5 separate regions of the Mus musculus genome follow, and all the other regions are linked to region 2. The links are chromatin loops, found by intact Hi-C in ENCODE. Cell type or tissue: heart. All regions are shown on one strand. Links, peaks and the distances in the headings refer to the core of each region. The heading gives the core; the rest is flanking DNA. Region 1 overlaps Hacd2 (3-hydroxyacyl-CoA dehydratase 2). Region 2 overlaps Sema5b (sema domain, seven thrombospondin repeats (type 1 and type 1-like), transmembrane domain (TM) and short cytoplasmic domain, (semaphorin) 5B). Region 3 overlaps Hacd2 (3-hydroxyacyl-CoA dehydratase 2). Region 4 overlaps Sec22a (SEC22 homolog A, vesicle trafficking protein). Region 5 overlaps Pdia5 (protein disulfide isomerase associated 5).

The links. Hi-C counts contacts between places; a loop is a spot of excess contacts. Peaks named below come from ENCODE experiments on the same cell type or tissue, not always from the same donor. Only the 100,000 strongest peaks of a DNase experiment are listed, where the experiment ranks them.
Region 1: a loop joins it to region 2, with 3 times the contacts of the local background. A loop is called at or near these places in 8 of 42 quality-filtered maps.
Region 3: it touches region 2 in a loop (16-fold over the local background); 3 of 42 quality-filtered maps call a loop at or near these places.
Region 4: a loop joins it to region 2, with 11 times the contacts of the local background. A loop is called at or near these places in 22 of 42 quality-filtered maps.
Region 5: it touches region 2 in a loop (5-fold over the local background); 14 of 42 quality-filtered maps call a loop at or near these places.

The regions. Positions count from the first base shown.
Region 1 is chr16:35,107,620-35,113,915 of GRCm38, forward strand. It overlaps Hacd2 (3-hydroxyacyl-CoA dehydratase 2), which reads left to right. Exons shown (of 7, transcript NM_023587.2): 7 at 1-1,556. Among named protein-coding and RNA genes, the nearest start is that of Adcy5, 44 kb to the right of the region's middle. In heart, for the core only: a CTCF peak has its summit at 3,780 (motif pointing right); a DNase peak (open chromatin) is centred at 2,982; H3K4me3 peaks cover 828 bases; H3K27ac peaks cover 2,701 bases.
Region 2 is chr16:35,625,142-35,631,437 of GRCm38, forward strand. Sema5b (sema domain, seven thrombospondin repeats (type 1 and type 1-like), transmembrane domain (TM) and short cytoplasmic domain, (semaphorin) 5B) reads left to right here. Exons shown (of 22, transcript NM_013661.2): 3 at 2,869-2,968. Among named protein-coding and RNA genes, the nearest start is that of Sema5b, 87 kb to the left of the region's middle. In heart, for the core only: no CTCF peak of the experiment used is centred there; a DNase peak (open chromatin) is centred at 3,270; H3K27me3 peaks cover 759 bases.
Region 3 is chr16:35,058,677-35,064,972 of GRCm38, forward strand. All of the region lies in intron 3 of Hacd2 (3-hydroxyacyl-CoA dehydratase 2), which reads left to right. Among named protein-coding and RNA genes, the nearest start is that of Hacd2, 39 kb to the left of the region's middle. In heart, for the core only: a CTCF peak has its summit at 2,559; no DNase peak of the experiment used is centred there.
Region 4 is chr16:35,316,919-35,323,214 of GRCm38, forward strand. Sec22a (SEC22 homolog A, vesicle trafficking protein) reads right to left here. Exons shown (of 7, transcript NM_133704.4): 6 at 1,886-1,951. Among named protein-coding and RNA genes, the nearest start is that of Sec22a, 44 kb to the right of the region's middle. In heart, for the core only: a CTCF peak has its summit at 2,665; no DNase peak of the experiment used is centred there.
Region 5 is chr16:35,419,096-35,425,391 of GRCm38, forward strand. It overlaps Pdia5 (protein disulfide isomerase associated 5), which reads right to left. Exons shown (of 17, transcript NM_028295.1): 11 at 3,771-3,907. Among named protein-coding and RNA genes, the nearest start is that of Gm25079, 40 kb to the left of the region's middle. In heart, for the core only: a CTCF peak has its summit at 3,230 (motif pointing right); no DNase peak of the experiment used is centred there.

The sequences.
Region 1 (6,296 bases), core at 778-5,777, 520 kb before region 2:
AAGCAAGGTTCGGATGAATGCCAGGACCAAGTTTAGATTGTGCTCGATTTTAACCAGTCCCTTCTGAATAGGCTCTCTCCCCTCACTTGCTTTCTTTTTCTTTCCTTTTTTGTTTATCTTTAAGACTTTAAAAATCTTGCCATTGTCATTTAGAATATAATTGTTCCAATCAGAAGAATATAATGAAAACTACATTTTCAAATGCATATTTTCATAGGAGCTTGAAGAGCTAATGCAGGCAGGTGTGTAATAAGTTATTGTCAAACTGAACATTAGAATTCTGCTTCAAGTCAGCTCTCTTGACTTGGCTGTGTCAAAATCAGAATCTATTCTGGTATTTGGTAGACAAATATGTGGGAAATATGTCTTTTCAACCTTTTCTCCCTTTTTATTCCTCCAAACTGTATTGCTTCTGTGAAACAGAATTAGCTTGGGTTTCGTCCGCCTTTTTACTGTAGCTGAGATTGTTACCATTGCGTTGGAATGCCCACAGAAGGTGGCCTGAAGCAGATCATGCAGCCCGAGAGACCCCTGGGCCTGCCTTCCTCACTGCTACATCTGGATCGCATCAGACTGAGCTGCACTGAGGAGAACACAGTCACCAGTTTCCCTCACAGACAGGGTCTCAATCCAGTGCCTGCTTGACATGTGCTCTAAGATGCAGCAGACAGCAGGGTGTCCTTCTGTCCCCTCTCGGGAGCTGGCTGTTAGGTCTTTTTCATCCCTAACATGATTTGATTTCTCTGTTGAGGTAATCATGTTCTTTTACAAACTGAGAACATCCAGCCTCCTCAGGTGTGACATCTAATGAGGTGTGAGCACGGAAGGTTCTTTTTTTCAGTGGCTCTTTTGTCAGAACTAGAGTCAGCCATCACCCTCGCAGCAACCACCTGACTGCAGGTCAGATCTCCCCCAGGGGCCCTCTGCCAAAGGGACAGAGTCTTTGAGGTGCACAGGGGCCCTCTGTAGACTTGTATGGCTAATCTGCGTCATGCTGAGGCTGGGACCACCATCATAAAGGCCCCACGGAGTTAGTCATGGAGTAAAGCACTGTCCTCCCAGACAGGAAAGTCTAAAGCAAACTGAGCAAGAGGACAGTGTGGATGGTGCCCGGCCAGAAAGACAGGAGGCAACCGTGCCTTGCTTTTCACTTGTGTTGGCTTTACATTTCTATTAAAAGCCTGGTGTTGCTGAGGTCCAACCTGAAAACCATACTCAGTTCTGAGTTTCAGATAAACCATTATAAAACATCAAAGTCACTACACACTGCTCCTTTGAAATTTGGGTAAAAAAATTATACAACCATATATATAGTCATTTTGTATTTTTTCTATGTTGTGAAAACCAAAATTGTAATTTTATAAGTCTTTGATTCACTAAAATTATATAATTTAAATGTATTTTTTGTATATTTAGGAATAAGGAGCTCAAAAACTATGCTTAACTTTCTACGCATGCACTTGAAAGCTGTTTTTATCTGATATTAATGTAGTAAGTTATACTCATAAAACACTGATACATGTTGCATTCCAAAATAAATTGGTGTGTGCTCTGCCTGGGTCTGATCTGGAGCCATGTTGCAAGAATGTGGAAACTCCCATTCCATTATGGACTCCGCTTGTCCTTTGATGATTTTCAAGCCTGTTGCTGATATTACTGGTTCTGTACTTAAAGGAGAAATAGGCTTTATTAAGTGGTTTCTCTCAGCCAGTTCGACGTCACACACACCGAGGCAGTCTGCCAACATGCCGACATGCTCACAACATGAGCAACCCCTCCCCCCTAGGAACCAGGGATCTAAAACATCAGTCAGAAGAAGTCAAGACCCTCGGTCCCACAATGAGGGTTTGGTTTTGTTTGCTCTGGGCAGTTTCTGAGGAGCATTTCCTTTTCAGCCTTCTAACGTTTCGCTGAGCCCCAACCTGGCAGATGAGTGTCTCCCAGTAGTGTCTGTCTTTCATAAAAACTACATGTACCTCACCTAAAAATGACTCCAATTCCAGAACATTCCTGGGAGGTTTTCACAATGTCAAACTCAAACATAAGTGCTGGAGGGACCTGGGTTAGAATGTCCCCAGCAGGGTCCCTGCTGACCCTCCCACTCTGGATCCCAGTTTCTTAGAGAGGTCTCCATGAACAGGCTCATCAGGCCGTTTGACTACACAAGACCCTTTGTTCTCACTTAGGAAAACCGACTCCGAGCAGCAAGTGGCAAAGCCAGTGGTCAAGGCTGCCTGTGCACAGCCTTTACAGTTCTAGCATGGTGGTGGGAGCTGGGTCTTTCTGATCACCATTGTCTACTTTGTGGCAATTGTATGTGTATGAGCCTTGTCGTAGAAGAATTGCCTGTAATTAGGAAGCCGCCTGCCTGTTCACAGTGTTCCAAAAAGGCTGCTGGGTTCTGTTCCTTTAACAAGAGTAAAAACTAGCATTGCAATTCATCATATTGGTTTTTTTCTTTTTAATCCCAGCCTTACAAATAGCCTGGCTCATTGTCAAGCCATTTGGTAGTGAAGAAACTGTTATAAGTAACTATTACCAAAAATAGCCATACCTATTAACATTCCTCTCCTCGCATCTAAGAGCCAGACTAGGGGAGACTCGTGAAGTTCTTTTGTGTGTGTTTTTTTTTTTTAACCAACACTTTCTTTGAAAAATATGAGGGGCTATTCCTTTTTTTTTTTTTTCCTATTTAGTGTGACACCCATGGTGTTACATGGAAAAAAAATCTCCATACCAAAATTAATTTTTCCCACAAAAGGTAAATTTGCTTGGTGACTCCCATTGGGTCACAAACCTAAATCAATGAGAGGTTTTGTGTTGAAGCCCCTGATGCTCCCTAATTCTAGAGCACAAACTCCTTTCCACAGCAGGACCTTCACATCTGTATGGCAGTGGGTGGATGGAATCCAGATGTCCTGCAGAGTTGCAGCCTGGTTGAACAGTCTGTAACGCCATTCCCGCCTCCATGTTGTGCTGGCCAGTCATCCCCACTAGGGGGCAGCACCTCCAAAGCAATATGGGCTTCAGGAACCAGCCTCAGCCCAAGCAAGGATAGGAAGGGGCAGAAAGGCACACAGATGAAAATTAGTCACGCATCTATTGTCCATATAAAGCAAAGACAGGTTTGGAGCCCATTCTGGAGGCGTACAGAGAGAAAGCAGCTTGGGCGCACGCTTTGAGGGTCGTGTGTTCTCCCCCCCCACCCCCCAGTGCCCTCCTGTCAAGGACTGTGCCACCCAGAGCTTTGATGGGGGAAGAAGGGCTGCAAGCAGGTGTTTGCACTGCTCAGCAGCAGAGCCTGCATGTGATTATTTCAAATGCCCCAGGAGAGCCTTTCCCACTCTTGCTGTCTCTGGATATTTTTGGAGGGCAGTCTGGGCCATGAGAAAATGTCAGGCCACCTTATAAGGCGGTGTCTGGACCCGAGAGTGCTGTCTGCAGCTTGTTGGGTACACTGTGCACTTAAGTTAACTCGACTCTTGGACTGTGGATTTTCTCACAGATTCCAAATACTCTGTCTCTGCCATGAATTATTCTCTTTAACAGACTGTAGATCTGTCTCCAGAGAGAGCTGTTTAAATGGCTACCATACTGAAGGTACCAAGCAGGTCACCGGAGGCTCCCTCAACCACACTGTGCCTGTCATCCACAACAGCCCTGAGTGGCAGGAGTGGGTGGATATAGGGGTGGGGGGTGGCGTCTGGTTTAAAACACGGAGACAAAAAAGGAAAGTTTTCTGTTCCCTTTCACTCTATGAATGTATTTTGAGTCTCCAAGAGGGGGCGCTGTGCCAGACTTTCCAAACCTGTTCACACACACAAACACACACCAAGGCTTCCTGAACACACCTTGAAAAACATCACTGTAGAAGGCTGCTTTCCCCACCCCTTCTTGGGGATGACGAGAGTGGGGCTCAGCCTGAGATCCAGGAAGCTACTACTTTGGTTTCTACGTGGTTCCCGATGCTTTAGAAAAACCCCCCTCGTGAAATAAATAAGTGGATCCTTAGATTACTGACGCACGTGTGCTCAGCCCCAGATGGAGTGTGTCGGTTGCTGTTTTCCAGTGGGTGTAAAAGGCGTCACGGTCACACGTGAATCTGTTGCAGAGACGGGTAGGGATCGGCAGCCCCAAGCCGAGTTCAGTCCCCTGCACCTCAGTATTCTCAAGTATTCTCTCAAGTATTCTCAGTATGCACAGCATGAGTGTGCCTAAACGCCATCCTCCTCAAATCCTCCGGATGTTATCTCTGATGCCACCTAGGCTGGGCATGCTGCTGCTCACACCCGTAATCCCAGCTGAAGCAGTGGATTTCTTTGATGAGGATAACCTGAATTAGAGAATGAGTCCCTGCCTCGGGGCGGTGGGGGTAGGGGAGGCTGTCAGAAGCAAACCCTCCAGTTTTTGCTACCAAAATTCTAAAGCTGATTTGGGAACATGCTTTCGATCCTGTCAGCCTCTACCCAGGGCTCATCCGTCTCTTGTGCTTCAGACAGTCCAAGTCTCTTGGTGCTTCCTCTGAGCTCTGGCCTCCCTTGCTCTCCTTGTCCCCTGCTTCTCTCTTCGTCTCCTGTCATGCTGTGCCACAGATGGGGTTCTCTCAAGATTACTAGTGGTCTTCGGGTTATGGGACACAGGGCACACTCTTTATTTAGTCCTTGTCTTAGGGCTGGACACCCAACAGTCTTGACTCTAGAAACCATGATAGGTTTTGGAATAGATGGTGAGGTTCAACAATGGCCGATGCTAGCCCAGAACTCTTGGTTTCTCCTCAGTGTGTTTCCCAAAGAATTTATGGAGAGTAAACCAGAAAGTGTTGTGACTAATCTTTCCAGGGTGGAGTTCCTCTAGGATTTGAGAAAAAAAAAAGCCTCAAAACATTCCTTCTTAAGCCAATGAGAAGTGGTCACATAGACTAAAGGAAATTATGAGACCTTCCAGACTCACTTTAAATCCCATCACTCTCCCCTCCAGCACCAGTACTGTGAGGGGAAGACAGGTGGAGCGCCTGTGCCCCCGTGCCAGGCACCAGCCTGGCCTTTGCAGGTGGAGGGCTAGGTCAGGAAGGACAAGGCAGTTTCCAAGGAGAGCTAGAGAGAGCAAGCCCCACTCCTCTCTCCACTTAAGCCTGGAAGAGGCCCCAGAGATTACATCCCTATGCACCGACCTCTTAAGGCTCATCAGCTCCGCTTGCTCCCATAGTGAATGTAGCTCCATCAGAACCATGAGACTCTGCATCATGATCAGCATCCCTCTTCCTTGGGGAGGGGCTGATGCGTAGGCATCTCCCTGGGAACCAGCATCCTCCCTCCCGTCGGCAGCCATCTTGTGGCACTGTTCTGTGTGCTTTAGCCTGTGCTGTTTTTCTCCTGTTTTCTAGGCCATTGTCTTCCGTCTCCTTCCTAACTCACTTTCTCACACACCAGGGTATGCCTCAAGAAGAATGCATGAGTCCACCCTGCTCCTGCTTACACCTGCAGCCCATGTTTTGCTCACTCCTGTCCGTGGTTGTATTTGTAGGGCCATGTGGAGTTCGACAGTGGGTGTGTCCACAGCATGCTTGTGGAAGTCAGGAGGACTGGGGTAATCCTTTCTCTCCTTGCCCCGTGTGGGTTCTGGGAATTGAACTCAGGCTGTCCTGATTGGCAGCAGCCAGTGCCTTTACCTGAGAAGCCATCTCCCTGGCCCTCTTATGGAGAATTTTGAAGAACATTGTAGGACTCTTGATCTTGGAGGTTCTGACTCAGCTTCGAGTCTCATTCTAACCCAAGAACTCTGGCCAGCAGGGCCAGAGCAGATCTAGCCTGGGGAAAGGTTCTACTGGACACTTGCCATTTTTTTTTTTTTTTTTAATCAATTGCCAACAACTTAAAACTGAAAGACACCATTTAGTCTTCAAAAGGCAAGGCGTCGGGAGTGGACATTCCCCATGAGGCCTTGCTGACACCCAGGGAAGACTTCCCGTGTTGGATCTGATGCTAAGGGAAGGAGCAAGTTCTCAGCCCAGTGCTGTCTGTATAAAGCCTGCCACTCAGCCTGCCACTGACCACTCAGGTCCTGGAGGCCGCTGGAGCAGGTACTAAGATGGGGAACAGATCTCAGACTTTGAGCTCCATCTGTATGCCTCTCTAACCTCCACAGGGAATCCATAACCGTCTATTCACCCTTCCAAACTGAAACTCCTCTCCTTCCCTTACCTGGCACAAACCATCATCCCCTACAGCCCCCCTCTGTTCCCCTTCTCCCCTCTGAATGGCCTCCATCAGACAACCACACAAGGCAAGCCCTAGAGC
Region 2 (6,296 bases), core at 621-5,620:
ATCCACAAGCATCAGGCAGTCTCGGAAACAGACTGGCAGCTTTTTGTTTTATAAGGTTCAATTTCCTCCTATGGGTTCCTTTTAAGGAGGCCCACCTGGGTCTCTCTTTGGCCTGTGTATTACTGGGTTTGCCACAGCATGCCCTTTCTCGGTGGCAGGGAGAAGCCAGCCTGGAGTTAACACTGGCAGTGGTTAGTCCACAAAGTGGGTAATTGAATTGACTATAATTAAAATCACAGGCGCGTCATGGAGAATGTCATTTTTCTCCTAAAGTCGCCGTCCAAAGCCTTCGCTGCACACGGAGCTCAGAACGTGCTTGGTGTTTTAAAGACAGCTTTCCCTCTGGTCCCCTTTGCCTGTTTAATAAGAGGAGGCTGGCTCTCTTCCCAAGGCCTCCCCAGGATCACGGCACTGTGCCCAGCCATGTCTCCTCCACTTGACTGTGTGAGATCCTTCAGTGCTGGGGGAGAGGGGCAGCAACTGAGAGAGGCCCCCAGTCACCTCCACCTCCACCTCCTGAGGGTCATCCCAGCCCAGACTGTGTTTCCTCCTCTCCTCGCCCCACTGAGAACAGACCAAGACGAAGACTGAGCTAAGTTCTCAGACAGTATCTGCAGCAGTGCAGTCTCACCAACTCCTTCCTATCCCTCTGCCTTTACCTGAGATGCCCCTGACCACATGCGGGTGAAAGTGCCACCTGTTCGCTTCTGGTAGGGACCATCTGGTCTGAGGAGGCCCATACACCCGATGCAGAGTGACTGTAAAATACAACAGGAATCGAACAGGGAGGGTGGAGAGGATGTGGAGGCACTCCAATCAAGGAGGTCTTCCTAGAGGAGGTGCGCATTCCATTTAATCTCTACTATGATTTCCTATGGCTCAGGGTCAGCTGAAAACCTGCCCAGAGGCTGTGACATTTCTTGCCAATCTATAGCCACCTGCTGGGGCCTAGGGAGTTTGCTTTACTTTGCTGCAGAATTTCTTCCTTATTTATTTATTATTTACTTACTTATTTATTTTATCATGCATATCACAGTTTTCTGAAAAACATCCAACTTGCAAAACCTCCCGTTCTCCTGGGAGTGATTAAGCATTTGCCTGTTGTGCAGAAATGAAGGGCAGCTTTTACTCTGTAGTGGAGGGATAATGAGCAATGATTTATATCCCTTGGATTACACACGCACACACACACACACACACACACACACACACATACACACACACACAGAGAGAGAGATCTGAACCTTGTGTGGCAGTTGCTCACAGTGGGTAGAAAGCACAAAAATTCCTAGACAGTCTACTGGCTTCTCACTGGTTCCAGTCCTGCTCCACCAGCACTGGCAAGCAAGAGTTCAGGTACTATGATGGATCAACCAGGGAGAAGTGGAGGGACTGGGGAAAAGTCAATGAGACCATTATCAGACCGTGAGGTCTGTTCTTTGCCCACCCAGTCACCATAAAAGGCTTTGGCTTTGACTAGAAAATGCTTTCTCAAAGATAGGGGTAGACACAGACCACCCGACCTCTGCCCCGCCCCTCCCCTCCCCACTCCCACCGCCCCATGGAATCTTATTAGAAAGCCTGATCATCCTCCTAGGAGAGGAGTTGAGGCTGTCATTCACATATTCAAACACGGCTATACAGGTGGGGCCTGGGGATTCAGGCAGCAAGGTCTTACCTAGACCCAGCGCAAACCACCAGGCTGAACACGCACCATAGTGGAATAATGATGTCAGGTCGTAGAAGCCTGTAGGGTCTCTTTAACCCTGCTGGGTGGTATCAGGGAAATCTTGGAAGAGGTAGTGGTGGGGGTAAATCTCAGGGTACAAAGATTTGTGGGCCTTATGGAATGGATTGGGGAAGTGTCTTAGTCAGGGTTTTATTGCTGTGAATAGATACCATGACCAAGGCAAGTCTTGTAAAGGATAACATTTAATTGGGGCTGGCTTACAGGGTCAGTGGTTCAGTCCATTATCATCAAGGCAGGAGCATGGCAGCATCCAGGAAAGCAAGGTACAGGAGCTGAGAGTTTTACATCTTCATCTGAAGGCTGCTAGCAGAATACTGACTTTCAGGCAGCTAGAATGAGGGTATTAAAGCCCACACCCACAGTGACACACCTACTCCAACCAGGCCACCCCTACCCCAACCCATCTAATAGTGGAACTCCCAGGGCTGAGTATATGTAAACCATCACAAGAAGTGTGAAACATTTTAGATAAGTATGCCTGAGGTGATGAGTTTGAACAAATTTCAACTCCTCATTAAATGAATAAATAATGAATGCCAGGTGATTAGCTGGAGAGGCCAGTGGGACCAGAACCTAAAGGTCACAGGATTGAGGTTTGTTGGAGGTTGCTGGGAAGGGATCTAAACCTGAGACTGGAGTAGCTACACATGAGTTCCAGAACTATCACTCCTGTTGCCTTGTGGGAAGTAAACCCACAGCTATAGGAGACAGGCTAGTTAGCATGGGAGGCTGTCAGCTCAAGTCTAGGCAAAAAAGGACAATGGCTTAGGTCGGGGTGAGGTCTGGGGAGAAAGCAGCTAGTGGAGCCTGGGGGGAGAACAAATGGATGCGCACTGAGGTGGCTGCTTAGCGTCTCTGTAGGAATCCAGGGTAATCATAAGTTTTCCTTTGCTCGGGACAGAGTCCTCTCCCAGAGGCAGAAATACAATACTCTAATCCCTGAGGTCAGAAGGCTGGCTGCTCACAGAGGTGGGCAGGTGAAACCCAGGTCTCCTGGGGCCTTCAGCTCCATGTTCCACCTCAGCTGGGTGATCTTCTCTGGTGTGATACGCTGAAGCTGGAAGCATGGTGGGTCCAACGCCAACAGTAACAGAAGTGTCTCTCTCTGTCTCCACCAGATCTGAAGCCGTGGGTCTTTAACTTCACCTACCCTGGAGTCCGGGATTTCTCCCAGCTTGCTCTTGATCCCTCGAGGAATCAGCTCATCGTGGGAGCCAGGTAATGGGGTAACATGGGAGGAGAGTATGGGGGCACTTGGAGAGGGGCAGAAGGGAAACTGTTGGGATGAGTATCCACACTGATCTCGAGTCCCCGTCCTCCATACCAGGCCCTGTCTGTACTGACTGTCCACCAAGTAGGGAACTTGTGGGATTGATTCCCAGACCACACAATCTCAGCTAGATTCATTCATCAAATATTGTTAGGGGATTAAGAGCAAAGACACCTGCTTCTATCTTCTGCCCTCTAGGCCCTGATGCCAGGACCGGCCCAGTTAGAGGTACCCAGGCGCCCCCTGCTGGCAAGCTGCCTGCCTGCACCAAGGGTGCTGCCCGCTGCCCTAGGCCATATGTTTCCTTTACAAAGAGCCTCTTTTTCTATAGTCTGCCCACCTTTGTCCCCACTGTCCAGACCAGGACTCAAATGCTAAACCTTTCTGGGGAGGCCTCGTCTTTCAGGCATAACTATCATGAATCATTCATTGCCAGCTTTGGAAGCAAGGAGCTGAGATGAGGTAGGGGGTACCTGGGTCAGCGTCCCCCACAGCTTCTGGGAACTTGCTGAAACATGATACTTGAGCCTCTTGGGTAAGAAACTCTAAGAATAGGCCTCACCTTGCTTCAACAAGGCCTCCCGTGACTGGTGCGCAAGCTTGAAAACAGTCAGACCCAACACACACAGCAAGACTATGCAAGCTTGGGACTAGAACTTGGGCCTCCTGACCCCAGCGGTCTGTGTTAGGGCACTGAACACATGAGGATCTGGATCGGCTTGTGTAGCTGGGAAGGACACTTTCAGGTGACACTGTGTAGCTGGCCATCCCTGCCCTTTGGCTCTCCCCCTTTTGTTTGCTGTATGAGAAGGAGGTGAGACACCCACAAAGCTCTGGTCTGCAGGCAGCTGAGCTGGATCAACTTGGAGTCTCAGTTTTCTCTTCTATGGCCAGGGATGCTAGGATGGGATGCTAGGGCAGAAAGCATTTAAAACCATTCTGAATGAAGTAAACATTTTATAGCAGCAGCGTTGCATGTGACTAGCCGGTTACAAGAGTATTCAGTGAGAGCAAAGGCCACACCCTCACAAGCCGCTGTCTCTAGGTGCTCCTGGTGTTCTCTGAGAGGCAATCTGCACACACTCAGGCAGCCCCGACTGTGGGCTTTCTTCCTCAGGAAAGCGAACACTTGTTTTGCTTTGTATTTTGAGAAGGTTCCTCACTCACGCACAGCTGAGAGAATACAGGGAGATCTCACGTCCCCTTCTCCCAGGTCCTGCCGGTGGCAAGCTATAGTGCAGCAGTGTAATCTGGTAACTGCTACTCATGCCATCCTTTCTCCCGGCTAAGGCTTTACCAGCTGAGTAGACTGACTCACATCTGTAATCTTAGCATTAGGGAGGCTAAGGCAGAAGGATCGCCTTAAGTTCAGGACAAGCCTGGGCTACATAATGAGGCCTTGTCTCCAAAACAAGTGAAAAAGCAAAGCAAGCAAATAGGGCTAGTGAGATGGCTCAGAGAGTAAAGGAGCTTGCTGCCAAACCTGACTGACTGGGTTCAATCCCCAGGAGCTACATGCTTGCCAGGGTATTCACGTGTTCACATATACATACATACGTACATACATACATACATACATTCATACATTCATACATACATACATACATACATACATACCCATTCTCTCTCTCTCTCTCTCTCTCTCACACACACACACACACACACACACAAAGTTAAAAGGTAGTAAGTACTGCCGGGCGTGGTGGCACGCCTTTAATCCCAGCACTCGGGAGGCAGAGGCAGGTGGATTTCTGAGTTCAAGGCCAGCCTGGTCTACAGAGTGAGTTCCAGGACAGCCAGGGCTATACAGAGAAACCCTGTCTCAAAAAACCAAAAAAAAAAAAAAAAAAAAAAAAAAGGTAGTAAGTACTAAAAACAAGCAAACCCAGAAACATACATACATACATACATACATACATACATACACACATACCTTTTATGCCTAGAGAGTGGTGTCCCAAGACTGTGCTCTGAAATGTGACAAGAAAACATGACTGCCACATGCATTATTTTATGTGGCATCTGTGTAATAAGTTACATCACACAACAGATAATTCAGTATATGTAGCAAGCCATGCATGCAGAAAATGGTCCAGGACTCATTGTCAGCCCTGGAGGGAGGCTCGGATCACTCCCATACTGTACGTAGGTGGAGAAGCAGCGGCAGAGAGGTTGTCACCTGCCTGTGTCACACTGCCTCACCAGATCCACTTGGGGTCTCCATACAAACCTGCTTCCATAACTGTCTTCTTTATGCAGCTTCTCGTGGATCTTTGAGCCTAGCTCTGCCCTCACACGGAGAAGAAAGCATTCTCTCCTGGATTGCTCCCTTCGGCTCCTGGAGCCTGTGTCCTGAATCCTGGACCTTTTCTGACAGCCCACCCTTGGTTTTTGTCCTAGCGCTTTTCTTTCTCCTCTGTCTGGATTTCCTTTCCCTCTCTCCCCGACACCCTTGGACCTCTGGAATTCAGGCTGGGAACTGTTTTTATCCATTTATAGCCTGCCTTATTCCCTATGGGACCAGGAGCTGGGCGGAATGCTGAGATTCCCCACTCTCATCTCCCGGCCCTGAGAGCCGACTGAGACGTCGTGATGGATGATTTTCGATGGGATAAAAATGAATCAAGTGATGTGTTGTTTCCCTTAATTTGTTAGAGCTGTGAGCAGATGCCTGTGTTACCTGAGAACACAGCTGGAGCAGAGCCACAAGCTGGAGCCCATCTGTCCCTGGGCCAGGAGTATGGAGGCCAGGAAGCTCAGCCAAGGATCTAGAGAGGGGGCTGGGGAGGGGCAGCAGAGGCTTACAGCCAAGGTCATGGGCAAGGCCACCCCACCCTAGGCCAGAGGAGAAGCTGCGCTCAGCTTCTCCCGGGCCAGCAGCCAAATCACGGAGAGGAATCTCCCAGCTTAAAGTGTCCCGTTCCCACCCCCTGGCTTCCTTCAGCAGGGCCCCTCCTTCCCTTTCTGGCCCAGTGTCTCCTCGTTTCGTCTCAGCGGGGCTGAGGTGGCCAGGGCTTCCTAGATTAATTATTCCTAAAGAGTCCAGGAACCTGAAGAGGGATGGGCCAAAGGCAGATCGAAGAGGCGAAAAGGATGCTTTGGAAAAACCAGGCTACATCCGCTTGCCATAATAAAGACTTTAAATGTGTCTCCCGGGGACCATGAGGAAGCCAGGCATGAACTAGTTCCCCATTTTACAGACAGAGATATGGAGGCCCACCAGGCCCCAGCCGACGGTGGAGCTGGGAATCCTTCCTCTCTCAGCTACAGTCTAGT
Region 3 (6,296 bases), core at 373-5,372, 570 kb before region 2:
CTCCTTTGACTCCTTCAGTTCTATCCTGCACTCTTCCACAAGGCTCCCCAAGCTCTGCCTGAAGTTTGGCTGTGAGTCTCTACATCCGTTTCCATCACCTGCTGGATGGAGCCTCTCGGGAGACAGTTATACTAGGTTCCTGTCTGGGATCATAACAGAGTATTAGTAGTAGTGTCAGGAATTGGTTCTTGCCCTTGAGATGGGTCTCAAGTTGGATCAGACATTAGTTGGCCATTCCCTTAATCTTTGCTCCATTTTTATCCCTGTGCATCTTGTAGGCAGGATAAATTTTGGATTGAGGTTTTGTGAATGGTTTGGTGTTCCCCTCATACCACTGGGAGTCCCATCTGGCTACAGGAGGTGGCCACTTCATTCTCCATATCTCTCAGCTAGGATCACCCCCATAAACTCTCGGGAGCCTTCCCTGTGCCTGGTCTCAAGCTCATTTCAGAGATGCCTTCCCATCAATTTCTGTTCTCTTTCATAGCCCTTTCTTGAGCCCTACCTCCACCCCACACCTGATCTCCATCCCTGTTTCCCTTCTTACCCCCCTCTCCCACCCATTTTCCTCCCCCATCCACTTCCAATGTCTATTTTATTTCCCTTCTGAGTGAGATTCAAGCATCCTCCTTTGGGTCCTCCTTGTTACTTAGTTTCTATGGGTCTGTGGATTGTAGCATGAGTATCCTGTACTTTATGGCTACTGTCCACTTATAAGTGAGTACATAACAATACTTGTCTGGATCTGGGTTACCTCACTCAAGATGATATTTTCTAGTGCTATTCATTTGCCTGCAAATTTCATGATGTCTTCGTTTTTTAATAGCTAAGTAGTAGTTCATTGTGTAAGTGAACCACATTATCTTTATCCATTCTTTGGTTGAGGGACATATAAGCTGTTTCTAGTTTCTGGCTATTCCAGATAAAGCTACTATGAACATAGTTGATTGAGCAAGTGTCCTTGTGGTATGGTGGGGCATCTTTTGGGTTTTTGCCCAGGAGTGGTATAGCTGAGTCTTGGGTAGAACTATTTCCAGGTTTCTGAGAAACCGCCAAATTGATTGTCAAAGTGGTTGTACAAGTTTGCACTCCCACCAGCAATGAGGAAGTTTTTCCCTTGCTCCAAATCCTCACCTGTTTAGCTCTCTACCTCATTTTAAAATTGGATTATTTTGTTTGTTGGTGTCTAATTTCTTGAGTTCTTTATATATTTTGGTCTAACAGATGTAGGGTTGGTGAAGATCTTTTCCCATTCTGTAGGCTGCCATTATTTGCTTTTCATGGTGTCCTTTGCCTTACAGAAGCTTTTCAGTTTCATAAGGTCCCATTTATTAATTGTTGACCTTAGTGCCTCTTGGTGTTAACGTTCAGGAAGTTGTCTCCTCCTGTGCCAAAGTGTTCAAGGCAGTTTCCCACTTTCTGTGAGATCTATTGTGTCTGGTTTTATGTTGAAGTCTTTGATCTACTTGGACTTGAGTTTTTTTGCAGGGTGATAAATATGAATCTATTTCCATTCTTCTACATGCAGACATCCAGTTTGACCATCACCATTTGTTGAAGATGTTTTCATTTTTCCATTGTATTATTTTGACTTCTTTGTCAAAGATCAAGTATCTTTAGGAGTGTGGGTTTATTTCTGGGTCTTGGATTCTACTCCATTGATCAACATGTCTGTTTTTATGCCAAATGCTTGCATCTGTTGTTCCTGTTCTCTTTCCTAGGTTTTCCATCTCCAAGATCCCCTCAGTTTGTGTTTTATTTATTGCTTCTACTCCCATTTTCTGTTCTTAAACAGTTTTATTTACTTACTTCACTTGACTGATTGCATTTTCCTGTATTTCTTTAAGGAATTTATTCATTTTCTCTGTAAGGGCCTCTAAGGTTGGCTCTAAGGTCATCATCTTATGCTTCAGCTGTGTTAGGATATTTAGGGGTTGCTGTAGCAAGGCACCTGGGTTCTGATGGTGCCACATTGCCCTGGCTCTTACTGTGTTCTTACACTCTCCTTTCCCATCTGGTTGTCCTCTGGTGTTGACTGGATGTTCCTGATACCAGCAGGACTCCCACAGGAGGCAGGCAGCCTGACAGTGGATCCCAGGGAACAACATGCTGCTCACCTCTTCTGGCTGTGTGCAGTGTAGACACAGTAGACCTTGAGTCACGTTTATATTGATACACGGTTGAGTTGTCTTTTGTAAGTCTTGATAAATAAATTGAACCCATTCATAGTTACTGATAGGACAAATACCGTTTGTTTTTGTTTTTTCTTTTGATGTCAGTTTTTAAAAATATCTTTTATTTATTCTTAGACAAGTTTATACATGTATATCTTATATTTTGATCATATTCACTCCACCAGGATACCCCCATGTGTCCCCTTCCTACTTCATGTCACTGCCTGTTTTGTTTGTAACCCATTTTTGATTGATTTGTGAATAGGCTTTGAGGTGTGGGTGAGTGGAGCCTCACTTGAGGTTGGCAGGGATGAGTGGTAAGTCCTGATTAGTTTTCTCTTTAGTGTACAGGATCCTGCACTTGCAGCCCCTTCTCCACTACCAGTCGCTAGAGGGCACCTCTTGCTTTCTTTTTACCCATCCCTTACCAGTAGTAGGGTCCTTTCAAATTTCAGATTGCTACTCCTGTGGGCTCAAACAGACCCTGTGACTGGTTCTGCAGTTAAGAGGTGTTTTCTACAAAGAGCGTATTGTCTCCTTCATAAGTGATTTGAATCTGATTCTGGCCCCCTGTACTGCTCCTCCCTCTTTTGAGTAATTTTTCTGAATTCTCTTTCTACAAAGATTTGCAGTAGGAGCTCAAGGTAGTTGTGCTGAAATAGAAGTCTCTTGTTTTTCACCTTAAGAATGATTGGAGCCAGCTGGCCATGGGGTTGTCATCCTCTAATCCCAGCACTCAGGAGGCAGAGACCAGCTGATCTCCGTGAATTCAGTGCCAGCCTGGTCTACAGAGTGAGTTCCAGGACAGCCAGGGCTACACAGAGAAACCCTGTGTCAAAAACAAAAACAAACCAACAACAAAAAAGAATGATACTAACGAATAAAAACAAATACTAACCCATATCTGTTAGTTGTGCTAAGGGTTTTGGGTTTGTATGGTTTTGAATTTGTTATTGTTGATCTTTGTACATTTAGAATGGTACTCAGTTGTATAGATATGTTGCGACTTGGATTGGTTGGTTTGTTTTGTTTGTTTGTTTGTCTTTGCCAGTGATGTATTTGTTGACTATGTAGGTGGGTTTTCTTGGTATTTTGTTTTTTGTTTTGTGATGCTGAGGATTAGAACCAGTGTTTTGCACATTGTATATTATAACTGTACCTGTAGTTGTAACTTTGTCTCTGTTGATAATTCCTAGGCAGAGGTCAAGAGTAATGTCATTTGTAGGCTTTTCCTAGTTCCCATTCTGCATTTGTCCTCCAGCAAACCCATAAGTATCTAGAGTTTGTGCTGGCCGTCAATCGAAGGTGCTGAAAAGCAAGGCCCAGCTCACTCCTATGTCCAGGAGACAGGTGGGAAACAAAATGTGACAGACCTTTTCTCAGTGAAATGCAGTGGGCACAAAGGAGAAGGCCCAGAGCTGCTTGGGAGATTTCCACTATAAAGAATGGATATCAGACCCTCCAAGGACAGCACTGAGGTCTCGCCTGAGGTATGGCCATTCACACTTGTGACCCTTCAGTCTGTCTCAGCACCTGCTCCTATCCTGAGATCTTTCTCCCTGTGTTTCTCAAGGGTTGTTGCTGCGTGGGCTTTGGTCCTCAATCACTGTCCTCTTAGGGACCTCCCACTGTGCCCTCACCATTTCTCTGCATCAGTGGCTCCCACTTAATTACTTCTGAGTCACACCTTGGTTCTGCCCTTGCTCATTCTTCAGACACTACAATCCAACTTGCACAGACCCTCCTCATGCTTCACGCTGGCCTGTTCTTACTCCTGTTCTCTGGATCTATGTGGCCCTACCCATTTCTGCCTAGTTCCCAGTCAGAAGCTTAGGCCAGCCTTTGCCTTTTCTGCCATCTGCTTTTCTCTCTGCCTCTTTCCTTCAGAGAACTTTGTTTCTTTTTTCTGTCCATAATTTTATCCTTTTTTTTTTAATCCTTTTCTGAGGAATTGGTGAGAGACTCTGGCTATACAAGTCTGATGGTCTGAGACTGACCCTCAGATGGTAGTAGGAGAGAAGCAGCTCCATGTGGTCAGCCTCTGTCCTTCCTGTCAGGTGAGAATGCGTGTACACACACAGTAACAACTTTTAAGAACCTGTTTGAGCTCATGTCTGCTTTTTTAAAAAAAAAAGCTCTCTACATTCTTTTTTTTTTTTTTTTTTTTTTTTTGTCTTGCCTTGCCTTTCTTTCTCCATCTATTTTCTTCAATCTTGCTCATTATTTTCTGTTTCTTCTTGTCTGCTTGCTTCATCATGTGTCTGGTCTGTATCCCCTGCCCTTAGACTTTCTCCAGTCTCACTTCCCAGGTACCAGTTTGGTCATGACCTGTTCTTTAGAGAGCTTAAGCTCAAAGCAGGAGCCAAACTCAAAAGCCAGGCTCAAAGGCCGAGAGTGTCAAGTATAGGGTCCTTTGGTTTAGAAACAAGGCACTGGCCCCTTTTCCTTCTGAACCCAAGAGATAGACCAGTCTATCCATGGAGCATGTAGGAGTTCCCAGGTGACACCTCTGAGATACTTTGAAGACCTCTGGTGTGACTGGGAGCCCCACCCCCACCCCCCACACACACACCGCAGAAACCTGAAAGCTAATAGAAGATTCCTCAGTGATTAGGACTCGGAGCTTGAAAGGAATGCCATTCAGGTAGAGTAGTAGTCTTGATGTTTTTTATGCCAGTTCTTCACAGCCTTCTGGAGTCGAGGTATGTCTTTAGTTCTTATATAGTTGTAGGTTTGAGAAATATGACTAATATTTTAGTTATTGGGGGGGCAGTTGAGTTGAATAATGTGTTTTGAAATCCTAAGTTGTTCTATTAATGACAGCTACTCAGAGGAGCCAAAGGTCTATAAATAATGGTAGATTAGCACCTTGAATAGACTGTCGGGAATCAAGTAGATAGCTTATTCTTATAGATCTTTGGAGATAGACTACATTGCTTATGTATTGACTTAAAGGAAAAGGAAAAAGCGGTATGTGAAATTTTAGGGCACAAATAATCATTCAGTTTTGTATATATCCCTGGTGTTTTCTTTTGCTTTGCTTGTTTTTCCTGTTACAGATTGAATCCAAGGCCTTTATGCATGCTGACTACATGGTCTACCATTGAGCTATACCCTGCAGCCCTTGTTTAATTTTTGATAGAGTAGAATTTCAAAAATTAATTAGTTCAGTTCATTATGCTTTTGAAGGGGCATAAGGGATTTGTTGTTCTTTCTGAATTGATCAAAATGGTTATTGCTTCCAGAGAGTGAGCTGACACATGAAGTCATTAATTACACAATTGACAACTTATCTAAATGACTTGTGATTACAAATAGGCTTCTGATGAAAGCATCTATAGTACTTCTTTTATTTAGCAGTGGTTTTCTGTTGTGTGTTAAAAGTTGATCACCCCCTCCCCTCAAATCATTGCTTAAAACATGTGCTTGCGGTGTTGGGGCTCAGGACTTCATAAGCAGCTTGGCTGGGTCGTTGTAGCTTAGTGTCCTGTCATTTCAGTCAGTGTCTCAGGTCCTGGACTGGGATGGGGGTGTCTGATAGTAAGAGGGTTCTTTTATTGCCTGACCTCTCAAGACAGGACACATTCCTGGAATATCTCTAAGACATGATAATCTGCTTCCTTCTAGGGTGGGAGCCGCAGTGGCCTCTGTGATGTAGACTATAAAATCATGTGCTGCTGTCTCTGGTTTTTTCTTTGTTAAAGCATGTTACTAAGTGCACACCACAGTCAAGGGGAGAATTAAATTCTACATCTGAAGAAGAGGAGTATCAAAGACTTGGTGCGCATATTTTAATATCACTTTAGACTTGTTTTGACCTGTGTTTTCCCCTTCTTTTGCTGGAGTTGGGCTTGAGGCATAGAGCATCCTTAGTAAATGATGGCTTCCAGTGGTGCTCGTGTGAGCAACAGTGTGGCCACTTTAGGTTTTCCCTTTCTCTCTGAAGTCATGCTTGGGCTACACGTCTCACCCTGTATAGTCTGTGTTTTATCTGGAAAGGTCTCTTTGGGATGGATACATGATAGAAGCTAAGTGAACTGAGGACTTGTTACAGAGTCCACTGTGATGGACAGTCCATGAGCGCTTAGAGCTGGGTGGAGGGCATGTGCTAAATGTTGCTCT
Region 4 (6,296 bases), core at 595-5,594, 310 kb before region 2:
TGCATGAACTAAAACCACATAGCTTTAAAACATGTGAGACAAAACCAGAACTGAAATGAAACCTAGAAAGGTCAACTTCTAACTTCTAACAAGAGCAGAAATCAATAAAATTGAAAACAGAAAAACAGAAGAGGGACAAAAAAAAACAAAAAAAAAAACCCCAAAAACCCCAAAACAAAACAAAAACCCTGATGGACTGAACAGCTGGTTCAAACAGTGACATAGAAACTGACAGGACCAACTGTGACAATATAAATTACCAACATCAGAAAAGAAACACTATCATAAACATTGCAGACACCAAAGGAATAGAGATATGACTACCAACTCTATACATATAAATTAGATAAAATAGACCACTTCCACAAAACCCCCAAACTACCATAATTTCATCTGCTGAAATAGAAAATGTGAATCATTCTGTAACTATTAGGAAAACTGAATTTAAGGTGGTATATAGCTAGGGTAATAAAGACCATATGATTGTGGTAGAAGGATAATAGACCAAACTAACGTAATTCAGAACCCAGAAAGTCTCACAAAATACACCAACTGAGTTCATATAGAGGTGCAAAAGCAATTCCGTGGAAGAAAGCAGTCTGATAAAGAAATGGTGCTGCAGCACTCGATCACGAACAAACAATTTAAAAAGAAAAAGAAGCAGGATTAGTGACTTGGTTGGGCACAGAGGTGGCATGCTATAGGGGAGTGAACCTGTGCTCTAACTCTGCAACAGTAGCCTCGGCTCCTCCCTTTTCCTGTTATGCTGCCACAGAACAGTACTGAGTCCTTCTGTCCTCATTTTTATAAATGAGACAATAATCTTATATGACAGGGTGTAGGATTAAAGTGGGAAACCCTCAAGAGAACACTGTGCAAACTGAAGCACACTGTGTTCCACTATCAAACACATGGCGTCACATTACCTGTATGAAGTGTCATTTGAAACCTGTCAAATTTAATAAGACTTCTAAAGATAACATTAAGAAAGTTTAAAGATTTTAAAGTGAAGCCACTAAAACTAAAATGTATAATGTATGTTTGTGTAGAGCTCAAATACCTATCAAAGTATTTTCCCCCGGCGTCCTACTAAATTTTGGGTAGTCTTAGGTCCACACTGAGCTTTAAATAGTCCTACCTTTTCTTTCTTTTTCCCATAGACGCCAAAGGAACACGCCACTTATAAAGGTTGGGTCAGTGGACCCTGTTTGCTCCTTATGGTCTAACAAAGTTATTCCTGAGTATTCCTCACTGCCATGGCCATTCTTCCCATCTCTCCTGAGACTGATCTCCCTACTGGCCAGGCACAGAACCTGCCCCCACCCCCACCCCGAGTCGTCTACACATTCACTGGCCTTCCTTCTCAGTGGCAGTATTTCTTTCACGGCCTTGCTGCTATTGCCAAACTTCACGCTCCCTTTATTTTCCATCTGAATTGCTAGAATCATCTCCCAACTGGTTTCCTAACTGCCAGTCCTTCTGTTTACAATCCATCCTATTCGCCTCTACTGAAAAGTCATGCCTACTTAAAAATCCTAAAATATTACTTTGCTGTGTCACTCCTTATTAATGGCTTCCTCCAGAGCACAAATCCTCTCGTTCTCACTAGACAACTGAGAAGTAGCCTTTCTGCCGCAGGCACATGACGTGGCACCCCTGATAACCCACCACAGAGAAAGGGTTAGGACTAAGTCCACTGTGAACATCTGCCTACAACTCAAGATTGACGTGTAGGTTACAAAGATAACAGAAGACCAAATTATAGGAGAGGCAAATAACTCAGACACCATTTTTATGTATTTTAAACACACAGGCAATTATGAGACCCGACATCTGAAACAAATAGCAATGGGGAAGTGTTTGTTACAAATGGGAGGAAACCTACCTGGTAAAGGCAGGCTGCTGTCCCAAGGAAAAATGCAATAATGTAATTAAGATCCTCACCATCACTCTGTAAAAAACAAATCAAGATTACCTTTTGATTGGCAGTACTTACTTAAAAAAAAAAAGCCAAAAACAATCTACCAGGATAGGATATGTTTATGTTTATACACACTCAAACATTTTACAAAGTGGTGTATAAAAAATAGAAATATAGAACACATGGTAAGGCAGGGAGCGAGGAGTAACTGGAGATCTGATTCAGCAGCTAAAAGTACTGACTCCCTCTCCAGAGGACAGAGGTGCAATTCCTAGCACCCACATGGGGACTGACAATGTGTCCAGGTGCGAGGGATCCAGTGCTTCCTTCCTGACCTTCATGTTCTCCAGGCAGGCACACAAGTGGTACAGAGACATACATGCAGACAAAACACCCATGCATACAGATACATTTAAATTTAAAAGGCAGAGGAATGGGACATTGAAGAAAACTGCCTGCATTCTCTGTGTCTTAACTTCACCTATCAGCAGCCTGTCACCCCAGGGATGATGAGAAGCACCGAGGAAAAGCTAGCTTCCTCACAATACAGAAAACCTCTTCTTCCAGTAAAGCCACATGAAAATGCACTCCACCCTGGCAGTGAGCAAGCTCCCCCTGCTCGTGAGGCTCACCACTTAAATACAATCTGACAAGCTCTACTCCCCGGAAGCACATAAATGAATTGCCTAATAAAGTAACTTGGCATGATAAATAAAACTGTGGTGACTGAAAAGCTACTGTCCACTAGAGTGTGCTAAATCCCCAAAAGAAAGATCAGGCCTGGTTATAATGTCACTGAGCTAGAAAACAGTAAGGAAGAATAGCCAGAGCCTGTGAGAATAGAGAACCATACACTTGTCCTTTGTTCCTAGCAAGTACCGGCATTCAACTTCCTTCACTGTGTGGACGAACAGTACACAAAACCAAGGAAGGAGGAGTGTTTTTCTTCCATGCAGGGACATTACACTAGACCTCTTATTTTAGGAAAAATAATTTTCTTTTTCCTACAGGATCTCATGATGTAGCCCAGGCTGGCCTCAAATGCTCAATCCCCTTGCTCAGCTTCCTAAGTGCTGGCATTACAAGACTGTGCCACCAAATGTGCCTCTCTCTGCCCATGTGGGTGGAAGGATCGGTATACAATAGAAAGAAAAGCAAATTGCTTTAGTGCAGTTGATTGAGTACAGAACAGGCCACAAGGCAGAGTGGCTTATGCTAGTGAGATCTTGGAACAGAAACTATTAATCCCCCTAGGATGCTCAGGCCAGTTCTGCCCCAGAAGCAGGCAGTTCAACAGTTTCTACGTTTTTAATTCAAAGGCTTGAATTAAACTGCTTATTTTTTTAAGTCCTTTTTCCCAATTATAAAAGTTTATGTTCAAGCTAGTCAGTGGTGGCGCACGCCTTTAATCTCAGCACTTGGGAGACAGAGGCAGGCAGATCTCTGAGTTGAAGGCCAGCCTGGTCTACACAGTGAGTTCCAGGACAGCCAGCTCTATATAGAGAAAGCCTGTCTCAAAACACAAATACGCGTACACACACACACACACACACACACACACACACACACACACACACACACGCACGCACACTATACAAAGAAGTCCATGTTGTTCTTATATAAAGGAACAATGATTGTTAACCTTTCCGAGTGTTTCTGGCTTTTTCTCTCTACCTCTCCACTCTCCATCCCCAAAGAAATGAACCTATACTTTTGCATGCTGCTCTTTAGTATTTTGGTTGAGTCATAAACACTTTCTAACATGGTAAATACATCAACCACAGAATATGTGAAAGAATATATAGCCTTTCAACATATCACAGGACCTAATTACTGGTCCTATAATGTAACAGGTTTTTTTTTTTTTTTTCTGAGAGTACACTGCCATTTGAAATCTTTCTTAATTGATTTTACAATACCTCAAAGCATGTTTCCAGAGGCAGTCTGTGCTTAAATCTTTATTCACAAGCTGTATTTTTTATTTCTTAACTCATTTCTGCTTTGTAGTAAGTACTGCAAACAACTCTCGAGTCTGAGGACCCTAGGGCATTAGTGCTCTCTAGTCCTTGGGCATGTGGAGTCTAAGCCTCCATCCTGCACACTTCAATATGAGACCCACAGCATCCTATCTGCAACGAGCTAGTTACTGGCAAAGAGATCACAGGTCTCCTGACTTCCAGGGCAGCATTTCTGTTATTGTCACAGGATTCATTTTCTAATACTCCATATGAAAAGTAGCTCTGCTTTCGCCTTGATCTAATTATCATCATTTCAAAACTGATCGTTAGAAGAACCCCTGCACTATAAACAGTGTGATAAAAGCTTATACACTCCTGAGGTGTCAACTCACAACAACCTTATTAACATCTCTAAACTCAGAACAAAGCTAGGAAGCAAGTGCAAATAATCCAATTTACACATTACTCTGAACATGAAATCAGATTTACCAACTTAAAAATAAATATATATATAGAGAGATAGATATAGATATAGACAGACAGACAGACAGACAGACAGACAGACAGAAAGAAAGAAAGAAAGAAAGAAAGAAAGAAAGAGAGAAATACATACACACATACAACAAAGAAAAACTTTGGTGCCACATATTTTAATAAATTCTATCACTCTTAGTAACAGTTACTAATCTAGAATAAGCAAACTTATGCTGAGTCTTATTTTTTCATTTTCTTCACACTTTGTGTCTGCGTATGGTTGCACATATAAGCATGCACATACACATGTCACAGCAAACAGATGGAGGTCAGAGGAAAACTTGCAAGAGTCAGTTCTCTCCTTCCATCCTAGGGGTCCTGGAATCCAACTCAGCAATTAGACCTGTAGCAAGAGCCTTTACCAGCAGAGCCATTCCACCAGCACACTTATCTGGGATCTTTAACAACAATGGCAATACACAGGAATGCTGACTCCTGTAGGTCTGCAGAGTTAAACATGCCACAAACATAAAGTAACATACTAGAAGATAATAATTCTTATTATTCAGAGTATTTACAAATCAAGGTTATAAAACTATAAACTTTAAATTAGTACCTATCTACTATACTATTCACAATCAGGAAATATACAATATATCATCCACTAGATTAAAGTTATAATTTTCAATAAATTCTTTACTTATTTTTCCTGTTTTAACAACAGGGAATCACTATATAGTATTGAATGGTCTGGAACTCACTATATCAGGCTTGCTTTGGACTCACAAAGATCCTAAAGGCATGTGCTATCACACCCAACAAATAAACCCTTTACTTTATAAATCAAGTTTTATAGAACTATGGAAGCTGTTGATTTTTCAGCTCTTTCACTAGCAAGAACTGAATAACTCCACTTATATAATTCTTAATATTTGTACAAAATTCTTCAGAGAAAGCTTCAGGAAGAACTATTTAACTTGTGATTTAAAGGGATTATTCCTAACACAAAATGCACTGAGAAACCAGAAGAGACTAGACCAAGTCTAAAGGCTTTAGTGAAGACAAAAAAATGACTTTTCATCCCGTATAAACTGTGAACAAGAATAACTCTGAAGGAAAGAAAAAGTGACCAACATCATGTCATTGTTACACAAAAGATTTACCTGTATCTGAATTTTTGGTACTTGAAGAATCTACCTATTAAACTGGATTAACAAAAGATGTTATTTTTTTTGCTTCTGTTTACCCTAGAGAAACTGTTTTTCATTGCTGAGGATTGAACCGAGCGATCTCGTACTGTTAGGCTACTGTTCTAGCATTAAAGTTCTACTCCTAGCCCAACAGTTGTTTTGGTGAGCAATTTTACATGGTTCAAAGTAAGAACCATCTAGGAAGAGGCACTTAGTGAAGCCTTGCTGCCTCTCCATTCGTTCCCCATCTGCCAGTCCACCATGTGTATTACCTTCCCAACCTTGCAGAGCTTGTTTATGCAGATTAGAACATGCTGTTATTCAACCAGACCATTCTTGCTATTTGCGTATGGAGGAAGGGCAGTAAGTTGACAGGGGCTAGTACACACAAGGTCCATAGGCCCGACCTGCATTTCACTGGCATTCTCAAACTGGCACAGAATTTATATATAGACCTTAAAACACAGATCAGATTCCTAAACCACGCTCCATTCTAACTGGGGCATTAATGTCCTCACATGGCCTATGCAGACCCCCACAGGCAGAGGAAGCCTACCTAATCATGCTTCTAAGAACAGGCTAAGTTCAACAGGTTGAACTTTTAACTGCTGCCAAGTAGGGTTGCACCTCACTGGAGAACATCAAAATATCAAAGCTCGGGGTAAGAAACATGTCTCCCTTCCAGTTTTCCTTGGACTGATCACCAAAGAAAAAGTCTTTGTTTTACTCTTGGCTTCTTAACTACGCTTTTGT
Region 5 (6,296 bases), core at 434-5,433, 210 kb before region 2:
GCTCCTGCAGAGTAAGGCCCAGGGACAAACCTGGCTCTAAACCAGGTGACTACGGCTAGCCCATGTAGAGGGTCTTGGTAGGTGCTAGTCATTCAATGACTACCCAAGCACTCCTGCTCTGGAGTGTCTGTATGGCTCGCTGGGAGGGAGGGAGGGAGGGAGGGAGGGAGGGAGGGAGGGAGGGAGGGAGAAAGAAAGGAAGGAAGGGAGGGAGGGAGGGAGGGAGGGAGGAAAAAAAAAACATGAAGCCACTGGGCAAGCTAAGGCAGAAAGAAGGTGAGGAAGCTGGGAGCCAACAGGTTTCAAGGTTAGTCCGACTACAGAGGACTGACAATACACAACAACCAGGGCCCGTATGCCTGTCCCTCCAATAGCTCAGAAGCATGGTCTACGGGCATGTATACAGGCATGGAAGAAAGCTACAGGCACCAAACACAGGACACGCCACGGCAGTCAAGGGCTGCCTGGCTCTTCTGCTTGGGTAGGCATAGGGGAGTCGGGAGGAAAGCAGAAGGCCTTCTCTCCCTAGCCACTCAAAAGGAGCCCAGGACAGAACTAACCATTGTCCCAGCTCTTAGCACACGTACGGAAGTAACACTGCGAGGAAAGACTGTATGTTTCACAGGGAGTAGGCTGGGACTAAGCTCGACATTCTTCCCCATATGTCCCTGGATTGGTTACCTATAAAACTGCTAAGAGTCATCCGAAACAAGTTTGTTTATTATTTTCATGTAAGCTTTCACCCCTTCAGTCTACTGTGCTGTTTTTAAAAAGTCAGCTCTTGGGCTGGTGAGATGGCTCAGCGGTTAAGAGCACTGACTGCTCTTCCGAAGGTCCTGAGTTCAAATCCCAGCAACCACATGGTGGCTCACAACCATCCGTAATGAGATCTGACTCCCTCTTCTGGGGTGTCTGACGACAGCTACAGTGTACTTACATATAATAATAAATAAATATTTAAAAAAAATAAAATTTAAAAAGTCAGCTCTTTCAGCTGGCTGTTCTTAAGCAACAATGAACTTTGCAATTCTGAAAGTCTGTCACTTTGCAATTCTGAAAGTCTGTCTTGATGCTCATAGCTTGGTGTTTAGATGTTGAGTACAACCAAGTATACACTCTCCAGACAGGCCCAGCCACAGGGCATGCATGAGGCCACTTCCCCCAGGTGGGCCCATCCTTTTCCATTCTCCCCTTTACAGTCAGAAGAGCACTCACTCACTGAACATCTCCCTAAGAGAAAGGCGTGCTCACTCTGATCCCGTAACCCTGCCCAGGAACTAAGCCCAGCACAGCCAACCAACCGAGCTCAGCAGACTCTATGGTTTGCTGTGGTGACAGAATCCAATTCTGTTTGCCTATGTCTTTGAGAGGGTCTGCTTTCCTGCCACTCTCTACACGGCCTAGCACTGACACCTGAAACCCTCTTGACTTTCAGGATTCGCCATCTCTTTATGAGAGAAACCCAGGATCGCTCTGTAGGCCTTCAGCCTTTTGGTGGGGTTTTGGGAACACCCTGGCTCAAAGTCCAAAGCCAGACAACTGAGAGTACTCCCCGTGGAGCCCACCCTGAGCTCTGACTCTCCTTTACACTGTGAGGTCTCAGCCCTTCCTAGGCTGAAAGGCACAGATCCCAGCGAGGGAAGATGGTCTACATATACACTATTTAACGCAGAGCCATCAGCAGCGTCTGTCTAAGGGGGGACATTAGCAGGCAGCTCAGCAGGAAGTGCTGCTGCATGAACCCCTCCCTCCCTCCCTCCCTCTGCAGGAAAGCAGGGGTAAGGACCACTGATGCACACACAGACGGGGCGTGAGTGGGCATCCTTGACTGGCCATAAAAACAGACCCATGAAGGAGAACACGCTGAAGTTGCTCTTCCATCCACAACTCTGAGACAGGCCAGGGAAGTGTATGTTAGCTTAGGCGTGGGTGGGGATGGAGGCAGTGCGGCCTGATGTCCAGGCAGTGAGTGTCTCTAAGGTATCACTAACCTTAGGGATACCCTTAACTAAGACCCCCCAATCCCCACCCCATAAGGTCTCACTCTGTAGCCTAGGCTGGCTTCAAACTCTACCAGGGGCTGGGATTACAGATGTATGCCATCTTGCTTTGCTCCTTAAGCAGTAGGGCCAAACAAGACCTCAAGCCTAAAGAGTCTTGGGGAAAAGAAATGTTTTTGAGCTTTTTGTCGGTTTTCTAGAACCAGAAACAAACCACAGGAAACTCTTTCTTCGGGATTCTCAAAAATCTGGCTTTTGTTTGTTTTGTTTTGTTCTGTTTTGCTTTTGTTTTGTTTTGTTTTGGGATTTCTTTTTGAGACAGGGTTTCTCTGTGTAGGTCTGGCTGTCCTGGAACTCACTTTGTAGACCAGGCTACCCGTTAGCTCACAGAGATCTGCCTGCCTCTGTCTCCCAAGGGCTAGGATTAAAGGTGTGCACCAGCACCATCTGGCTGAATTTGGTAATTTTAAGAAAAACATAAAATGTTAGGGGAATTCATAGTAACAGTCCCTCAAGGGGTCAGGCTAGACCTTGTTGTCCCTCCCATCCTCATTCAATGGCCAATAAAAATGGAAGCAGCACAGGATTCACAAGCAGTGGGCAATCTGTGAAGATCTTATCTGCAAGGCCATGCTAATCACACTCATTTGGTTACACTTCGCTGGTAAGATAAAAGATGACCCATCCGGAAGCCACTCTGTTAGCATGAACACCTTACGCCCACAGGATTAACTAATCACACATCCTCCTCCTCCTCCTGGGGTGTCTCTATAGTTCTATATCTTCTCCCCTCTCACACTGCGACACTGCAATTCCGGCACTCATCTGTGAAGCACGGAATTCTTGGTTTGGTTTTGTTTTTGTTTTTTCTCTTCTCTATAAGCTTTTTCACACATAATCACTGGGCCCAAACTGGGAGCAGAAGGTTACGAGGGCAGAGCATCTCACATGGAATGTGGAATACCTAGTCCCAGGCTACTTAGCTTATCTCCTATTGGGTGTGGCCAGCCCTTCTCAGAAGACCCAGGAAACTCCACACAGGGCTGACATCCTTTGTTCTCCCTCTCAGGAGCAGCCCCCATCTCTTGAAGCCACGTATTCAACCTTCTGTTCTCCACAACACAGAGAGGGCACAGGCTCAGAAAGACTGGAGGCTGCGTGCCTTCTAGCCACTCTTGAGCACACCGGAGACTGGAATTCTCTATGATCATCTCAGTCTGGGCATATGGACCAGCAGGGGGCACTCTAGATATCAGCCTCACTGCCTGCTCAGCTACCAGGCAAGGGCAGACCCTCTCTGCACCTTGGACCCACCCTAGGTAAATGGAGGGCCAGTTATCTTGGGACATACCCGGTCTGACTCCTCAGCCCTTGCTGGCTTCAGGGAGGACACTCAAGCTTATTGGGGATGGAGCTTCTCTGAGTTCTGCCAAGGGACACTTGTGATTATATATATAGCATTCAGCCTGCATGTACACCTGCAGGCCAGAAAAGGGCACTAGATGTCATTATAGATGATTGTGAGCCACCATGTGGTTGCTGGGAATTGAACTCAGGACCTCTGGAGGAACCGCCAGTGCTCTTAACCTCTGAGCTATCTCTCCAGTCCCTGATCAGGATGTTTGTGCCGTTCTGATGGAGATACAGGCCAGGGGCATGAGCTGAGGAGAGACACCATGTCAGCTCCCACTGCATTGCCTATCTAACAAGTCCCAAGGCAGTGTCCTACTCTGGGGAAGGGGGTGGTAGGGGCAGCAGCGTTCCACTCACATGGGGCGTGGAACATGACGAGGACAGAGGAGTGCTCCTTCACAAACTGGTCAAAGTCTTCATCGGTCAGGTGATAAACGGAGCCGCCCTCATCTGCCCAGGGAGTCTCGGGGACCTGGGGCTGTGGTGGCAGTGGACTGGAAGACCAAAGAAACAGGCAGAGCTCAGAGCAAGCCCTGGGGTCTGAACAGCCCTTATCAATCAAATCCAGCCCCCTGGACACATAGCTCCCACACCAAGATCTTTTATACACTGGAAACTGGATCCAGAGATGGATGGAGAGGGACTGCCCTGCCCATCTCTGCCTCCTCCCCAAGCAGAAAGGTACTTAGCTGATACCCATTGCGCATGGCCACATGGCTGTTGTTTGCTATAGCTTTCTGAGACAGCTCAGGGAATCTTTTTTTTCCCCGGGAGTGTTTGCTAGCATCTTCAAGGTAGAGCAAACTTCCAGCAAGTTGGCAAGAGCAAACAGCTACGGTGCCCAGTAAGCACTGTGGAAGCTGGATGTCCTGCTCTGAGCCACCCACTGGTAGGACACAGGAGGAAGAAAGAAGTGAGGCTAAAGGACAGGAAAGAGCTCTCTGGTTGAGCAAGCAGAAGGTATGAATGGGGGTGGGGTGGGAGGTGAGCACTGAGCCAGAGGGAGACCAGGTTGGTGGTATACACCCCAGCAGAATCTGCACTGCCTTACTAATTCTTCTAGAGGCGGAGAACAGATGTTCTCCGAGCCCGCATCAACTCACTGGCTGCCAAACCCTGGCAGTTACCTGATCTTTCAGGAGCCTGTTTGCTTCACAGAGAACCACACATCAGTGTCTATAGCCCCTAGTGCTAAGTGGAGGGAAGGCCCCCAGGTACCAACTTCCCCGCCAGGACGAGATGGCTGGTGCCATGAGAGCCCTGCTGCTTTACTGCCCGGTACCTTTGCCAAAGCACCTCAACTGCAGCTTTGAAAAAAAAAAAAACCCTTTGGATGACAAATGTGAATAGACAAGCGTTGTTCCCTGCCTGTAAGTGCCGACAGCAGGGAACACTGCAGTGCTCCAGCAGGCAGGGCTGGAGAATTAATCAGAGAAGAGCGACTCGGGCTCACAGAGAAGCAAAAGCTGGTTCAGAGTCTATGAAGACTATGCTGGCTCTGTGGACTGAGCTGCCCTAAAAGCCTCAGTCTCGCTGGTCTCCAGAGAGCGAGCGAGCGCGGCAAAGCCTTTGGTTGCTTTGCTTACTCGATGTCAGATTGTAACTGGCCTGGCTAAAGAGCTATAGTTGAATCTCTCAATCTGACTATCAGACTGTGAACAAGGGAGGCCAGAGACTTAAGAATTCCTCTGGAATCTCATGCCAGGGAAAAGGAAAGGGCGCTTGTTGGAGCAGGAACCGGGCTCCCTGAAACAGATTTCATCCAGTTCTACAGTACACACTGAAACCCAGAGGAAGATGGGTCAATAGTTGGCAGGACCAAGTTTGGTCAGGACTGCTTTCAGGTATCCTTGGTCTTCTATTCAAACATTCATCTCACATCAGAACCCCAAAGATAGACTGGCGGGGGGCGGGGGGGGGGGAGCGGGGGTGTTTACTAAATCCCTTTGTCGCTCTTCCCAATGCGGCCAGGTTGAAAAAAAAAATCTCCCTTTCTGCTTTCCACTTATTTACTTTTGTTTTTGTTTTTGAGATAGTGTCTTACTATGTTGCTCTGGCATCCTGGAATTTGCTCTGTAGTCCAGGCTGGCCCGCCTCTACCTGCTGAGTGCTGGGATTAAAGGTGTGCACCACCACATCGGTCTGCTTTCCACTTTTAATTTGGTTCTTTCACTGCTTCCTGAGGACGGGCGGTAGGACCTGACTTGGGACACAGGTCGTGATCCCTACATTCTGTAACAAGAAGGTACTGGCGGTAGATTCTAGCACTAGGAAGTCATCAGCCAGGCACCAGTTCCGTGATATCTGGCTTCTTATATCTGGGCTCAAACTAACAACCCCCCCAGTGAATATCTACAGCAGTCGGATGTGGTAGCGACACCTTTAATCCCAGCAGAGGCAGGTAGATCGTTATGAATTCAAGACCAGCCTAGTCTACACAGCAAGTTCAGGCCAGCTAAAGCTACACAGTGAGGTTCTAGCTCAATCACAGTAATAAGTTAATTTTAAAACGTTGTCTATGGTAGATGATTTGCTATGAAGAAAGTAGGGGTCAGGGAGTATACGCCTCAGTAGGGGAGAGCTAGGTACACTGTCAACCATCTCTGCAAGTGGAGGGCTGAGCGCTGAAGAGGAACACATCGTATTCTTCAGGCAGTAGCATGGACAGCCTGCTGGCCAGGCACACAGCCATCTATGATTCACTAGCTCTTGTATGAAGAGGGGAGGTAAACTGCTCCTGTTTGCATCTGCTAGGAAAAAAGGCCCTGAGACCTTACAAGAAAGAAGCTGAAGCTGTTACCTCTGGGTGGGACAGGGATAGCAGGAAGGGAGAAGAGGGCAGAAGTTAAAGCCTCTCAGGGCATACTGGAGTATCTTAGAGGT